Linked DNA regions of Mus musculus: region 2 is linked to region 1. A link is a loop called in an ENCODE intact Hi-C map of the cell type or tissue named here. Cell type or tissue: left cerebral cortex. All regions are shown on one strand. Each heading gives the region's core, and the rest is flanking DNA. Links, peaks and the distances in the headings are about the cores only.

Evidence for each region. Peaks named below come from ENCODE experiments on the same cell type or tissue, not always from the same donor. Only the 100,000 strongest peaks of a DNase experiment are listed, where the experiment ranks them.
Region 2: it touches region 1 in a loop (7-fold over the local background); 6 of 42 quality-filtered maps call a loop at or near these places.

The regions. Positions count from the first base shown.
Region 1 is chr5:27,839,421-27,847,754 of GRCm38, forward strand. Htr5a (5-hydroxytryptamine (serotonin) receptor 5A) reads left to right here and starts at 2,527. Exons shown (of 2, transcript NM_008314.2): 1 at 2,527-3,769. The coding sequence starts at 3,029. In left cerebral cortex, for the core only: a CTCF peak has its summit at 3,468; DNase peaks (open chromatin) are centred at 2,426, 2,662, 3,404, 3,655 and 3 more places; H3K4me3 peaks cover 3,790 bases; H3K27ac peaks cover 2,019 bases.
Region 2 is chr5:27,788,017-27,796,350 of GRCm38, forward strand. It overlaps Paxip1 (PAX interacting (with transcription-activation domain) protein 1), which reads right to left and starts at 3,534. Exons shown (of 21, transcript NM_018878.3): 1 at 3,183-3,534; 2 at 627-761. The coding sequence starts at 3,263. In left cerebral cortex, for the core only: CTCF peaks have their summits at 3,503, 5,374 (motif pointing right) and 6,121 (motif pointing right); DNase peaks (open chromatin) are centred at 3,162, 3,627 and 6,113; H3K4me3 peaks cover 2,605 bases; H3K27ac peaks cover 1,675 bases.

The DNA of each region.
Region 1 (8,334 bases), core at 24-8,023:
ACTGTGCCTTTTGAACTGGACCAAATCCCATTCAGGAATTTGTCATACCAACCCAACAACAACACACACACAAACAAGAACCCTAATGGGTACTTTGCCTTTTGATCTGGACCAAATCCCATTCAGGAATTTGTCATACCAACCCATAGTCATTTGGGTTATTGAATTATTCAGAATTTCCAGATGGTGACACATTTATAATGCAGCATCATGGGACTGGGGTGATGGTTAAATGGTTAAGAGCATGTATTGCTCTTCCAAAGGACCTGAGTTTGGTTCCCAGCATCTACATCAGGCATCTCACAGCCACCTGTTACCTCAGATCCAGGGGATCTGATGCATATGTGACCACATATGCATATAATGACCACATGTGTATAATCTATAAAAAATTATTTCACGTGCGTTGGTATTTTGCCTGCATGTATATTTGTGTGAGGGTATCAGAGCCTCTGGAACTGGAGTTACTAGAACTGGAGCTGCAGGCAGTTGTAAGCTGCCATTGGGTGCTGGAAATTGAGCCTGAGTCCTCTCCAGCCCCACATAAAAAGAATTGCATTCATTAACTTTAGCATCAACCTTGATTCACAGGTCTCTAAGTACTTGTAAGCTGCCAGATTTCTAAAGGTGTGTTTGAATGTTCTAAAATATTGGCAATTATTTTCCTTAAAGGCTTACCTCACTCCTTTGAAAGAAAATATCTGCTGTATATGCAAGTGTGAAAAATGGTAGCTTATCTGTCCATAATTCTTTTAAGGAAAACATTGTTATTTATTTTAAAATACTTCCAGTTCTAGCCAACACATATGTAAGTATGTACATAGCACTCCTTAACAGAAGCATGTCCCACATTTATACCACCAACATGGCTATTAACATTTTTAAAAAGCAAATATTACCTTAGTATTGTTGCAGAAAAATTTGATCCAAGAAAATCCAGTGAAAGGTGATGGGGCTACCAAGGGTCAATGGCTAATTGTGTGTGTGTGTGTGTGTGTGTGTGTGTGTGTGTGTGTGTGTGTGTGTGAGAGAGAGAGAGAGAGAGAGAGAGAGAGAGAGAGAGAGAGAGAGAGAAGGCAACTTCTGTGATCATTTTGTAGGCACTGTCCACATTATTTTATGTCATTGGCCTGGAACTCTCCAGCTAGGCCAGGACAACCAGTACACTTCAGAGACCTGCCCATCTCTAGCCCACAGTGCTGAGATGACAGATGTGTACTACCATATCCTCTTATTTATGTATTACTATTATTATTATGCACACACACAAGCTCCTGTGTGTACTGTGTGTATGTGGGTGTCATAAGCCATAGTGCACATGCAGAGAGACAGCTTTCTGCAGTTGCTTCTCTCCTTGAGGGCTGGGGCTGTAGCTCAATGACAGTGTTCTTTGCCTAGTATGTGCAAAGCTCTGGGCCTCAACTCTTACACTGAAACAAAGAAAACTCCTAGGTCAGACCTTTTGATAGTTTTACAAGCATGCATGGGTAATTTTTTTAAATTTTATTTCATTTATTTTTTGAGTCGGAGTCTCACTATGTAGCCCTGGCTGGCCCTGACCTTGCAGAGCTCCACCGGCCCCAAGCTCAAGTGCTAGGATTAAGGGCTGAACCATCATGACTGTCTCAATACTTTTCAAGCATGTTTCAAGCATTTCAAGTGCCGTAGAGATTTTCTCTTTTTTTTCTTTAGGGTTTGTTTTTGTTGTATGTGTATGTTTACATGCTTGTATGTGTACATGGTGCCTGTGGAAGCCAGAATAAGGTGTCATATCCCCTGGACATGGAGTTACAGCCAGTTGTGGGCCACTGTGTGAGTCAGTCCTGCGAACCAAAGCAGGTTCTCAGCAAGGGAAGCCAATGATCTTAATGGCTGAGCCATTCCCTCCAGCTTCTTTTCCATAGAAACTTCTGTAGAGTCACTAGAGAGGCTCCTGTAAGCCTCTTTCTAAGCTCAGGAAACAAGCACCCTATCTCCAACAGTCATCAATCTTTCTCCTTTAAAACAAACAACTCTTTAAGTGAGGCCACCGAGCTCTCCGAGTTAGGAGGCAACCACATACGGAAACCTGGAAGGGAACAACAGTAGGCTGTTAGGAAGTTAGTTGGTTAGTTGGTTGGTTAGTTAGCCTAACCCAGGACACCTGTACTTCAAGCAAATGGCTCGAAGTCTCAAAATCACCTTCAGAGGGAGCATGAGTGCTGGAAGAAGGGTTTAGGAAAGTTTACTAATTAATTCCCGGCCACTGACCCAGTGGTAAAGAGCGATGGGACTGTGGATAGACACCAAGCTGCGTGCTGGTATAGGCAGCGGCACCGTGGACAGCGCCAAGCACTGAGCTGCACACAAAGCCAGTGCTGAATACTCCCATGCAGAGAGCCGGGTGGAGAGAGGCGGCTTCATCAGCTGATGCCTTACGTAGTGCGGGAGCCCCACTTTGCTAAAGCAGGTCTGGGTGGGCGCGCCAGCGTGCCCTCTCGGAGCAGCAGCCTCAGGCACGGTGGAGAGAGATCAGGACAGGGCAGAAGGCCATCTCCAGAAAGCAGGTATCTACGTGGCTTCCAGTCCCCAACCCCCACCCCTCGGAGCCACTGCCGGGAGAGGGGGGAGGTGGGCAAGGAGCAACCCTGGACCAGCGACTGTTCTGACGCACTAGCTGAGTTCTGGGCATCCACCCTGCACTGGGCGGGGGCCGACCTCAAGGATGCTCTGCTGCAGGCGACCAGACAACAGTCTCCGCCTAGGTGAGGAACAGCAGGCATGTGATAGCAAAGGCGGGCCCTGGCTTCTAGATTCAGCCCCTTGAGTCCGCTTTCCATATCTCTAAGGATACCTGGGCTGCGCTGCTTGTAGCCCAGCACCCTCCTCTCTGCTACAATTTCCTCCGGACTCTGACTGGGTGGAGACTGAGGCCAGGTTCTTGGCTCTTAGCAAAATCCTCTCCATTGGCCATCGGTCGCAAACATCTAGATTGACTTCAGTGGGCTCGGTGGCAACACAGTCTAAACACAGGTGTCCTGGGACAGCAATGGATCTGCCTGTAAACTTGACCTCCTTTTCTCTCTCTACTCCCTCCTCTTTGGAACCTAACCGCAGCTTGGACACGGAAGTCCTGCGCCCTAGTCGGCCTTTTCTCTCAGCTTTCCGAGTGCTAGTCCTGACTTTGTTGGGCTTTCTAGCTGCGGCCACATTCACTTGGAACCTGCTGGTGCTGGCTACCATCCTCAAGGTACGCACCTTCCACCGAGTACCACACAACCTGGTAGCTTCCATGGCCATCTCGGATGTGCTAGTGGCTGTGCTGGTTATGCCACTGAGCCTGGTACATGAGCTGTCTGGGCGCCGCTGGCAGCTGGGCCGGCGTCTATGCCAGCTGTGGATCGCATGTGACGTGCTCTGCTGTACTGCCAGCATCTGGAATGTGACAGCAATAGCTCTGGACCGCTACTGGTCAATCACGCGCCACCTGGAGTACACACTCCGTACCCGCAAGCGTGTCTCCAATGTGATGATCCTGCTCACCTGGGCACTCTCCACTGTCATCTCTCTGGCTCCACTGCTATTTGGCTGGGGAGAGACTTATTCTGAGCCCAGTGAGGAATGCCAAGTCAGTCGCGAGCCTTCCTACACCGTGTTCTCCACCGTGGGTGCCTTCTACCTGCCGCTGTGCGTGGTGCTCTTTGTGTACTGGAAAATTTACAGGGCGGCGAAATTCCGCATGGGCTCCAGGAAGACCAACAGCGTCTCCCCCGTACCCGAAGCTGTGGAGGTGGGTGCTATAAGGATCGTTAGAAAATACGTCACTTGTATCTCACAGGCTTTTCTTGCAGCGCACTTCACCTTATGTCTGTGGAAGGTAAAACTCTCCAGTTTGGGGAGAGGTAGATGAGGGAGGAAGGGGGGGCTCAAGAGCCAGAGACTCCCTTTGCTCTAAGCACTGAATTACAGAGGCCCTCCCATACTGAATGTCTGGGGGATTGTTTTCTTTCTTGAAAAATGAGGGGTTTGCCATCCACATTCTACCTGGTCCACTTTGGTACTAAAGTCCTGTGGATGGGCAGTACCTGGGAAAGCTGGTGTCTTGGAGACACTGGCTCAGTAACTCAGGAAAAACAAACAAACATGCAGTTTTCTGCATGGGTGTTCGGAGGAGGGAAGATTAGAATGATTGACAGGATGAGTGCCACATAGCAGGCATACCATTTGTGTTGTTTTCTAGGCTGTCTTGCAAACTATAATTTCTGGGTTGCTGTCCTTCTTCATTCTTCAGTGTCCTAGTAATGCCACCCCCCCCCCCACACACACACCATAAGATTAAAGACAACTGTGTCATGGTGACTGCATGTGCTGTCCTCTTCCCTTGTGGGTTGTAACAATGCTTTCTGAGTCTATTTACTGCAGCCCCGTTGGGCCATGGGCGCCACTAAGGACCACTTGGCCTGACTGCCTTCTCTTTGAGTAATATGCAGGAGAAAATTGAAGTTTCACATCAGACAGCTTCCCAGCTCCCAACAGCTGGCATTTGAAGCAGACAATCTCTAAATGGAAGTCCTGCTTTCTTCCACCCTGTCCCACCCATGCTTTCTCTGCCTGCCATCTCCTTAACTCCTTGAAGATCCGAGCTGTGAGTCAGGGTTCTCCATGAAAAGGAGCCAGCTCCCTACTCATCACTGAGAGTCTCACTTGTCTACTGAAGTCACATCAGACAAGGACACAGTCTCTGATTCCTGTTGCTAGGCTCTGGGGCAGCAGACTAGTCTAAATGAATGTGTAGAATATGTTGTGCTGGCTTGATGTAAAAACAAGCCTGAGAGTGGGGGTTATTTGTGAAGGCAATGTGAGTGTGCTGAGTTTCCACTCACTAAAGCTTAGGTGTAGGCAGGAGAAGGAAAAAGCATCCCTTTTGTTTTTAGAATACAAACAAACTTTGTTGGAGGCTATCTGTTTCCCCATCTCCAACAGTGGCCCTCCACCAAGCATGACGTTTGGACTGCCTGATGATTTCTAATAGTGCAGGGTGGCCCCAAAGAATTTCGAGGATCAGAATTCATAGAGCTGAATTTTGGAAACTCTGCTGCGTCCACCAAGAAGCAGGGAACTGGGTTCTAAGTAGCTTTAGGCTACTAAAGCTTGGAGTCCACTTCTGCTTTTCCTGGTATGAGAAATGGGAACCCCAGCTTTGCTTTCCCCTGAATTTCAATGACCATATAAGAAAGATGAAGTTGGTTCTAAGGTCTATCTCTAGCCTGGGGTGAGACCTAGCACTCCATACAGCCAAAATGGAGAGCAGAGGGATAAGTTGCCCCCTGATGAGACAATGTACTTTCCTTTTCTGAATCTTCTTCTCTGGTGCAGCCTCTTGTGAGTTAACCCCATGTGACCTTCCCTGCTTGCTTTCTTTCTTTCTTTCTTTCTTTCTTTCTTTCTTTCTTTCTTTCTTTCTTTCTTTCTTTCTCTCTCTCTCTCTCTCTCTCTCTCTCTCTCTCTCTCTTTCTTTCTTTCTTTTTCAGACACTGGCTGAAGGCTATGAATGCTTTCACTGAATGCTTTCATTGGTACTCTGGGCACTTTCACTTTCTCTCTGAAGCCCCTTCTCCGTTTGTCCCAAGCTGCTTGCTCACAACAATTACCGGCATGACTTTCTCTCTCCTTCTTCTCTATTTCCCAGCTATTGACAACTGGAGAGATTCACAGCTTGCCTGATCTGTTGTTTTTCAGTGTGTGTGCCTGTGTGTGGGGTAGGGTGTGTGTGTGCATGTGTGTAAATCAGAGGACAACTGGCAGGAATTGGTTCTCTGTTTCCAACCAATGGGTTCCAGGTCATCAATGTTAGAGGCAAATGTTTTTACCACTGAACCACCTCGATATTCTCAGATAATTTTTATTGCATTTTAAAAATTATTTTATTTTATGTGTTTTATGTGTTTAGGTATTTTTCATGTATGTATGTATGTATGTGTATATATATGTATGTGTGTATATGTATATATATATGTATGTATGCATGTGTATATATATGTATGTATGCATGTGTATATATATGTATGTATGCATGTGTATATATATGTATGTGTGTGTATATGTATATATGTATGTATGTATGTATGTATGTATGTATGTATTATGTATACCATGTGTGTGCCTGATATACATACATACAAAGGCCAGAAGAGGGTGTTGGATCACCTGGAACTGGAGTTACAGTTGTGGTCTGCCACATGAGTACTGGCATCAAATCTGGGTCTGTTGGTTAAGCTGTGTGTACTCTTTTATTTTTTGAGACGTGGTCTCACTATGTAGCCCTGGCTGTCCTGGAACTCACTTTGTGAACCAGGTTGGCCTCAAACTCAGAGACCCACTTGCCTCTGCTTCCATAGGCTGAGATTAAAGGTGTGTGCCACCACCCCAGCTGAACAGCTGTAATCTTAACCTCCGAGGCATCTCTCCAGCCCACCCCAGACAAATTTCAAACTGTATATCAAATGAATTGATCTTTATAGTGTGATGGCTAGAGGCAGCTTTAACTCAGTGCAAACTGGCAGCCACAGTAGAGGCAAATGTCTTTTCAAGTTAGGATGGGGGCTTGGTAGGTGACTACATTCCCTCTGGAATAACTTCATTGAGCAGATCTTAAATAGTGACTTCAAGCTAATAAGAGATACTGATTCTTTTAAGGAGCTTTCTGCTAATAGATTATGATAGATATAGATTGATGACAGTGATAGATGATAGATAACATATAATTGATACATGACATATATAAAAAGATGAAAGGCAAATAATAGATAATCCATTGGTATATGTAGCCTCCCATACTTCTGAGGACAGAGGTTTATTTAGGGGTATCCAGAGAACCACATCTTGCATAGATCTCTGGTCTTTACTTTTTAAGACTATTTGGAAAGGTCTAGCTTCATGTTGGATACTTTCTAAGTTGGTAGGTTTATAGGTCCATTTACTTCTTACTTTTGAGTCCATTTATTTAAAGAAAAAACTAAGCTAGTCATGGTGGTGTACACCTTTAATTCCAGTACCCTGGAAGCAGAGGCAGGAAGATCTCTGTGAACTTGAGGTCAGCATAGTGAGTTCCAAGACAACCAGAGCTATAAAAAAAGATAGAAGAATCACCCTAAAATCCTGACTCTGAGAGCCAATCAACCAGTCTGAGCCATAGCATCTCACCAGAAGGCATTCACTGGACCCCAGTCTCAGGCACCAGCCAGCTTATGCTTTTGTCCAGGGACTACTGGCTCTCTGAAGAGAGAGGGAAAGGGAGAGGGAGAGGGAAAGGGAGAGGGAGAGGGAGAGGGAGAGGGAGAGGGAGAGGGAGAGGGAGAGGGAGAGGGAGAGGGAGAGGGAGAGGGAGAGGGAGAGGGAGACCTAATTCGAGACCTAACTGCAGACTGCTACGTGAAGCTTTAGTTACTTGAAGCAAACAGCTCAACACGATGGCCTGGCACATGGACATCCTTGTTTGCAAATTCTGGAAGAGCAAAACACCACCCAGCAGTAAGAGTTCAGGGAGCATCCAGAATCCAAAGAGCCAGTAGTCCCTGGACAAAAGCATGAGCTGGCCGGTGCCTGAGACTGGGGTCCAGTGAATGCCTTCTGGTGAGATGCTATGGCTCAGACTGGTTGATTGGTTCTCAGAGTCAGGTTTTTAGGGTGACTCTGATTTGATTGGCTGGCTTCCGAGTAAGGACTGAGGGTTAATGATGACTGGCTCCTTCACAAGCTTGTGCTAGGGGAAACTGCATTGTCCTTGATCAGTGGAAGAGGTTTACACAACCAGCAAGCTTCCTTGTTACCATAGCTACAGAACAATCATCCTGCCTTGAGTCAGAGCATTTTTATCACCACCATATTGAGCTTCTAATCTGTATATCTGTCTCTTGAGCGTTCTGGCAGGTCCAGGTGACCGGCCTTACAAATCAGCTGAATCCACACTTCGGAGCTGAGAGTCACTGTTCTCAAACTTCAGCACCACAAATCAGGGTAATATTAATTGACAGTAGTAAGAACATGGTAGATTTGTAGTAAAACTGTAAACAATTATTTAACATATCAACACTTGGGGGGGGGGAGGGAACAAGAGCAAGTGGTTCCTGTCCACAAACAACAGCAGTTATCGAAAGATAAAATGTGAATAAAGCTGGAAAGTTTCAGTGAGTCTGAAATTGTGAAGTACCTGTTCTGAATGTATGTCAGAGGTGATGGAGAAGACCTAGTTTGGTCTGCCTGCTCACACTGTGTTAGCCTCTCTCAGACCTGCTAATGAGCATTCTAAAGTCTTACAGTAATCAGTATAAGGTTACTCTGTAGACTCCGCTAAGT
Region 2 (8,334 bases), core at 322-8,321, 51 kb before region 1:
CCCTGTATTCTAGAACCAAGTACTCACAAGTCAGACAAAGAACAATCCAGATGGCCAACAGGAGAACAGGTAGCACAGTGACCCTTACCATGGGAGATGAGGGCAGTTAGCAGGGCAGGGGCCTCTCCCCTCATCTATACAGCCGAAGATCAGGACCACTGGTCATCAGAAAAGGGTAGCTACCTCTACAAGGCTTCTGGGACCAAATATGTAAACTGCATATCTGACAAGGCGAGGAAGCCTGGGATAAGTTTCCTGGGCTGAAGAGTTGGCAGGAAATGACAGGGAGGGAGCATTCCCACAATGCCCAGGAATTTCTTTTTTAAAGGATTTATTTATTATTATACATAAGTACACTGTAGCTGATTTCAGACGCACCAGAAGAGGGTGTCAGATCTCATTACAGGTGGTTGTGAGCCACCATGTGGTTGCTGGGATTTGAACTCAGGACCTTTGGAAGAGCAGTCAGTGTTCTTACCCACTGAGCCATCTGGCCAGCAAGTCCCAAAGTGAAGGCAGGTGACTAAAGTTTATGGGCTTTGTTTACCTGATGATATCCTACTTAACACTGGCCTGCAGCAAGCCAGGCAGAAAGCCCTGGTGCAGAGGCTCAGGTTTCTACTTACCTTTACAACGGGCAAGTCAAAGACCTCACGGGCTTCTCCCACCTCTGGGTTGTCCCCATCCTCTGAAATGATGTGTGAGGCCAGGGCATTGTAGGAGACTTCCTTGGCTTTCCCAGCTTTAAGGAGCTGAATAACCTAAGGAAACAACCAACAGGACAATTAATAACAAAGTACTGTTCAAATAAGTTGTTAACTATAATGGAACATTTAATAAAAACATACCCTGTCCTTTTCCTGAGTGGAAAAGTCAATAAAATGCAGCAACCCTGATTCACAGTTGTCACAGAGATGGGGTGGCCAGTTAATAGCCATCTGCATACACCAGACAGACAGCATACACCAGCACCTGCTGAGTTCTATAGAGTACCTGTTCCAGGTATCCAACCCAAAGGCTGAGGACTGGTTCCACTATTGTTAGGAAGTTTCTAGAAGCAGAGACCCACCAGGAGAATCCTAACTTATAGATGTTCATCAAACAAAATATATATACCAAGGTAGGGCCTAGCGGGGGAACTCAGATCCAACCATGGTCAGCAAGTCCCAAAGTTAAGGCAGGCGACTAAAGTTTATGGGCTCTGTTATCCTACTTAACACTGGCCTGCAGCAAGTCATGGTCAGTGTAGTCTTTAGTGCTATGCATAGCAGTCTTTCCTTAAGTCAGGGAAGGATATCGCAAATGAAGATAGCACCACCAGATCTTACAGATGGACATCAACATGGGAGTACTTGTTAAGACACAACTGTGACCACTCTCACTACTGGAAGAGGCAGGTCACTAGAGAAATGTCAGCAGCAAACAGAATGGAATAGAATTAATCACACAGTAACTAGACAAGGTGTAAGCACAGCAGAAAAGCCGAAATGGAAATGCGGGCATCTCTCGGAGGGATTGACTGGAAGCAGAGAGAGGAAGAGGCACTGCTGGGTTTCAGTGTGGGCACACTACTTTTGGTCCTGTGTGATCTGGTGAGAGTCTCTCGGTCACATTGAGAGAGGAATGTGGCTCTCCAGAGATAACCTATTGCAGATGGGAGTCAAAGTTCTGAGAGTCAACGAGGCAGCCACCAGGCATCAGAGGAGAACAACTTGACAGTGGTGTGCAGGCCGGAGTCAAGGAAGAGCTGAAAGCAATGCAGTCTCGAATAGTCTGCAAGCACCATCTCAGAACTGGAGCAGCCGAGGAGGTCTGTACCCACTGCATGGAAAACCGACAGTCCCCAGCCACGAGCTGGCTTCCCTGGACCAAGTAACTTTACCTTCATACACAGACTTCATCCACCGGCTTTAGCCTCGCATCACTCAGAAACATGAACACAGCAAGCCCTCCCTGGCCTCGCCTTCTCAGGTCCCAGGGCTTTCTCTTCATGACAAATTTCCAGAAACAAGTCTGACTGCGCTGTCCATCTTTTCTCTGTATTCGCAAGGACACTCAAACCTCCTCAAACTGCGCATTACTAATTCCATCTCACAGGAGCCACACTGTAACTATGCCCAGTGACCGTCAGGACTCGGGCCAAGTATACACAAATGCCTTTAATGCCTAGCACACGCACTCCACACAAACAACTTCTTGGACTCAATATCCGTTTAACACTCAACACCTCCAGCACCTCCACCTGTTGTATTTGTAGGACTCAGTATTCAAGGGCACTCTTCTACGGCACTCCGTGTACCAGGCCCGATGCCCAGACTGTACTGGGGTGCTCACCACCTGTGAGCTTCCTCAATCTGTATTACAAAACTTAAAGAATGGGTGCCCTGGCTCTAAACCTTTTAAAGAAGGCACTATTTCAGAATACAAGGGCTTACAAGGGGGATTTTTTTAAAGCACTCAGATTTCACACATAGTTGGGCAAACAGCGCAGCTCAATGTGTTCTTGGTTTTAAGTGACATTTAGTCCAAGGCCCTTATAAGAGCAAAAGTCCTAAAACGAAGAACAAGAAAGGGTAAAAGAAGAAATGTGGTGGTAGTAGTGGGGTGATCGGTACTAGAAAAAGTCAGCTACAATCACTGATCACACAACCGAAGACCCAACGGACTTTGGTTACTAGGATACAAGTATGAGTCTCTGGAAAGCCAAGCTCAGTGGCTCTTGGACAATTCCTTCCTTAGGACCCGTTTAGCTTACATTACCAGACACCGAAGGCGACACAACTGTAAGCATAGTTTAGAAAAGAAATGTTTGGGGCACTGTCCTGAAGATACCACGATCACAGCCACTGTCCTGTGGATGGATTCAGACCCACGATCACACGCACGAATCACGGTGACCGTGTAAGCAAGGGTACCTTCCATACCTACCGTACAATCCACCCTAAGGGAAAAATCAGGGGCCGGGAGGACAGGCCCCTTGGCAAGGGACACGCTCAGCAGGGCCCCGGCAAGATGCTCGGCCGGCCGCTGCGCTAGGTCGGTGCTCGCGAGGCCCTTCCCGCGGCCCTTCGCTGCCCGGCGTGCCCCGCGGCTCCGGCCTGGGGTCCTGCAGGGCGCGCGCGCGACGAGGCGGGGGCGTGCGGGGGGAATGGCCCGGCAGAGGGGCCCCGCGCGGGCGGTACCTGCGGGTCGATGTCGCCCACCGCGTAGTACTTGACCTCGCGGAATAGCTCCTCTGGAACTTCGGGCGCCGGCTCCGACATGATCGCGGCGGCGCGGCGGCGCCCGGCCCCGCGTCACCCGGCCCGCCGCGCCCAGCGTCGTAGCTCTGCCTACTGCCCGGCGGCACAGCCCGGCCCGCAGCCGCAGCTGCACTCGGACCCGCGCCCCCGCCCGTCCGAGGCCCGGAGCGCGGGAGCCGTGCGCGCCCTGAGGCACGTACCACCACACCAGCTCGGCAGGGGAGTATGTGGGACCCTCCCGCCTTGCGCGCCGCACAGCGCTCCTTACACCACCGCTTCGGGCATCAGTGCTGATGGTCTACAATAGTTCGTACGGCACATGGCAGCCTTGTCCCGGCCGAGTTTTCACGACCGAGAACCGAGGACACAGAGAGACTATTTCCCTCACATGGCCGCAGTGGACTAGCCAGGGGGCGGGTCCTGGGCGGGACTCCCGTCACCCCGTGCGGCCACCTGACAGCGCATGCGCCAAGGAGGCGGAGCCTCGGCACGGAAGGGGACCTGAACAATCCAGCGTTCGCTCTTCAGCTGTCGCCAGCGCTGCTGTTGGACAGCACGCGATCCGGCCCAGAGTCAGGCAGACCCTGGCTAATGGTTACTTTCCTTCGTCTGCCCCTTCCGCATCTACTGAGGTAGTTGGCGGGGAACTGATCTTCGATGAGGCAGGTTAAGAGCAAAGTAGGAGCCGGCGACATAGCTCAGCAGGCAGACATCTGCCGCCAATCTGAGTTCGATCCCTGGGACACACGTGATGGCAAGCAAGAACCGGCTCCAGCAAGTTGTTCTCTGGCCTCCACAAGCACACTGTTGCGCACACACGTACACACATTACACACACACTCTCTAAATAAATGTACATTTTTCTACGTGTATTGGAGTTTTCCCTGCATGTATGTATCTGCACCCTGTGAGTGTCTGGTGCCCACAACAGTCAGAAGGTGGCTTCAGGATCCCCTGGAACTGAAGTTACACGACACGTGGGTGTTGGGAACCAAATTTGGAGATGCTGCAAGAGAACCAAGTGTTCTGAACTGCTGAGCCGTCCAACCCTCGGTCAACATAGTTTTTAAAGGTAAACAGCAAAATCTATAAAAATTATCTTAGCAGATAATTATATTAAATATGGATGTGTAAAGTTACAGGAAACAATGACAAGCTGAAACTGCTGTGGGGCGCTCGCAGAATGACAAGTCCCGCAACTCGTGATACTGCTCTTTAATCAAGTTTTGTGTTTTCTGTGACCTTCATGCAGATAGAGTGTTGTTCTTTTTTTTTTTTAAGATGTATTTATTATTATAATATGTACGTACACTGTAGACACATCAGAAGAGGGCATCAGATCTCATTACTGATGGTTGTGAGCCACCTTGTACCTTGTGGTTTCTGGGATTTGAACTCGGCCTTTGGAAGAGCAGTCAGTGCTCTTAACCGCTGAGCCATCTCCCCAGCGCCCCCCCCTCCCCCCCGGGTGTTGATGTTCTTATAGTCTCAAACGAACTCAGAGCAGAGCCATTTTGTTTTACAGCGATCAGAAAATAAGCACCCTGTTTAAGTTGGATAAACTGAGTTCAGTTAGGTTAAAAACAAATGGCTTGGCAATTAGGATCATTTACTGCTCTAGCAAAGGACCCAGATTTGATTCCTGACATCCACACGGATGTTCACAGCCACCTATAACTTCAGTTCCAGGAGCTCCAATACCCTTCTGGTGTCTGAGACTATTACAAGCACTGGGTACTACAAGCACAGGCAAAAAGTGAATGTGAAACTAGAAAACACAGTAATGGGAGTACAGTCCCCTCTGCCATGAGAAACCAAAGGAGATGATTGAGATAGTATTTTCTTATGGCGCTTTGGAAGTCAGTAGAGTGTGTGTGCATGTGTGTTTCTATGTATGAATGATGTATGTGTATGAGAACTTCCAGCTGTCTGCACCTCCAGTTACAAGAGTTCTGAAGCCCTACACATACAAATTATGCAGGCAAACGAACTAAAAAATCTTTAATAAACTAAAAATACATTTGGATAAGTATACAGTGTTTTCATTTAGTTGTTCTGTTTAGGTGACTACACACCCAGTAAAGTTAGGTATTTTTTTAAAAAGATTTATTTATTTTATGTATATGATTACACCACCATTGCTTTCTTCAGACACACCAGAAGAGGGCATCAGACTCCCTTAGAAATAGTTGTGAGGCACCATGTGGTTGCTGGGAATTGAACTCAGGGCCTATGGAAGAGCAGTCGGTGCTCTTAACCACTGAGCCACCTCTCCAGCCCAAGTTAGGTATTACTAAGTTCAATTTAAATGTATAGGCTGCAGCCTAGCTTCTTAAACTTTATATCATGACTCCATTTGCGGATCAGAAAATAATTGGCAGCAGTAGAAGGTTTCCAAACATGCAAGGGTCAAAAATTATTTTAAAAAGTGTGGTAAATCCAAGGTGTTTCTGGTCATGCTGGCCCATGCCGCACTGTACCCCTTCACGAAGCCTTGGTTCTGAAACAACACATGCACTGTGTATTCAGGGGTCATATGATACAGGGCCAGCAGATGCTGCGGAAACACCTCAGCTCAGATTCGGGACTGCTGTCTCCCATGAATTCCAATGTTTGTACTGTACATACAGAATTTTCTGCTTGTACAGAAACATAATGGCTTAATTTCAGGAAACAAAGACTTATTTCCCAAGTAATCCATGCCTGTCAATTAAAACCAGCAACCAAACGCCTCCTCTTGTACTCAGGAAGCCCCAAACACTAATTGGCAGCCCTGAACTGTCTCATGTTGCCTGTGTCAACCTTTTTGAAAGATACATGTAAAAGGGCTGGGGGATGGGATGGGTGCATTTCACACTGCTGTGCTGGAGATGACCAGCAGAGGGCATCCACCCTAGGGCTGGAATGCATGTATGGTTGTGTACATGTAGGTGATAGAAACCAAATTTGTCCTCTGCAAGAGTAGCAAGCCATGCAAAGTATTGAGCCACCTCTCCAGCTTCCAACCCAACCCACTACTTCCTGACCTGTGCTGTCACTTTGCTTTTGACTAAAGCTTCTTTACCACTTTGCAAATGTGTATGTGTGGTTTTTTTTTTTCAATTCCTTGACTAAGATACCAAAAACACAGAAACACCCTGTCAGAGACTGACCATCAGTAGCCCCTTGAGTAGGAGAAGAACAAAGGACTTGTTCTGCCCACTCTGCCTCCAGGGCCCATCATTTCACCCCAGGCTTCTTTTCTACCCTTGCATCCATCCAGCCCTAGTGCCCCTTCATTCCCTCTGAAGATGATCCTGACCTCAGCATGCTGCTTCAGTTATGCATCCCACAGATGGACATGAAACAGGGACAGTGAGATGTGTTTTATTAATATGCCTACATCCAGAAACTAAGAAATAATATGCACCGGTGAGCCTGATTCTGATAAGAAAGCACAACAAGAGACCTACAGATGAGGGTTCTGTGTGCCAGAAGAGCTGGGGAGAGTTGGGTTGTGTGGGGGAGAGGTTCATTCCCTTTTCTTAGGTAGCAAACCTACTGTTTAAAACAGGGCTTGGTGGTGCTTACCTATAATCCCAGAACACAGAAGGTGGATGCAGAAGGGATTGAAGTTCAAGGCTAGCTCAAGCTATATACAAGGCTAGCCTTGGACAACACAAGAACCTGCCTTAAAGAAGAAATGATAGCTAACATGTAAAGGAAAACAGGAGGATGTGAATACAAGCTTCTCAAGGCACTCATTCAAGTGCTATGGCATACACATATACAGTTGAGGTGGCATTGAAAGTCATATGCTCAAAAAATTGAAGAGATTACTTTTAAAAAATTATGTAATACTATATAGCTCAAACTTTAACATGTTGTTGACATCAAACTTTTGATGTTCCTGTCCCCACCTCCTGAATCTGTGGGAGTGTACCACTACAGCTAGATCGGCTGCTGCTTATCTACAAGACCTTCCTTAATGACTAAGATTGTCAGGTGGGGCCAGGCAAGGTGATTTCCAGGTCACCCTTGTTTACATCTCGAGTTCCAGGACAGCCAGGGCTAGACATTGATCCTGTGTCAAAGAAAGAAAGAAAGAAAGAAAGAAAGAAGGGAGGGAGGGAGGGAGGGAGGGAGGGAGGGAGGGAGGGAGGGAGGGAGGGAGGGAGGGAGGGAGGGAGAAACTGTTGTGTGGCTATATGCCCATGAATCTCACTTAGAGATTTACAGGCTTAGACTTAGACAAGACTCTTCAAGGTCACAGGAATATCAACAGGACATCTTTTTGATTATAGACATGGCTCCTAAGTGAGATTTCCTTTTTGAATTTTAATTGTATTTATTTATAAAATGTACGTGCATGTTTGGTGTGTGACAAATTGGGATTCCTTTCTATTGTTCTGATAAAATGCCATAACCAAAAAGAATATATAGAAGGGAAAATGTCTTTGGGTTTACAGTTTTGAAGAGAGAATCCATAACGGCAGGGAGTCACAGCAGTAGGTAGCAGGAGTTCACAGTTCCAAGAACAAGCCAAAGCAGAGAGTAAAGAGGAAGGGAAATAGGGCTATGACGTCTCAAAGCCTGCCAGAGTGGCATTCTTCCTCCTAAAGGTTCCATAACCTCCCTAGACAGCATCATCAATGGGGGATGGAGTGTTCAAGTATGTGAACCTGTGGGAGACATTTCTCATTCAGACTGCCAGTGCACACGTAGCTCACTATGTATGTAGAGGTCAGAGATGACTCTATGTTGTTCTCTTCTTCCACCTTTGTCCATAAGTTCCAAGGATCAAACTCAAAGATCAGGGCCGTGTAGTGAGCATCTTTATCCTTTGAGCCATCTGCCTGGCTCTTTTTGTGAGAACTCTTGGTTCTTAGCCATCGGAGATAAGGGAACCCCTTTGCCTGCCATTCCTCATTTTCCTGTCATTCTATCCGGCCTCAGTTTCCTCCTCTAAGACTTTGACTACTCAATCTTAAGGACTATTAATGGCTGAAGTTCTATTTCCTGGGGGTTCCTTCTGTTGAATTGGAACATAGGGTCTACCTATTCAGAGTAAAAGTCTCCGCCTGCCTGATCTAATTAAAACAGGAAAAGTCCT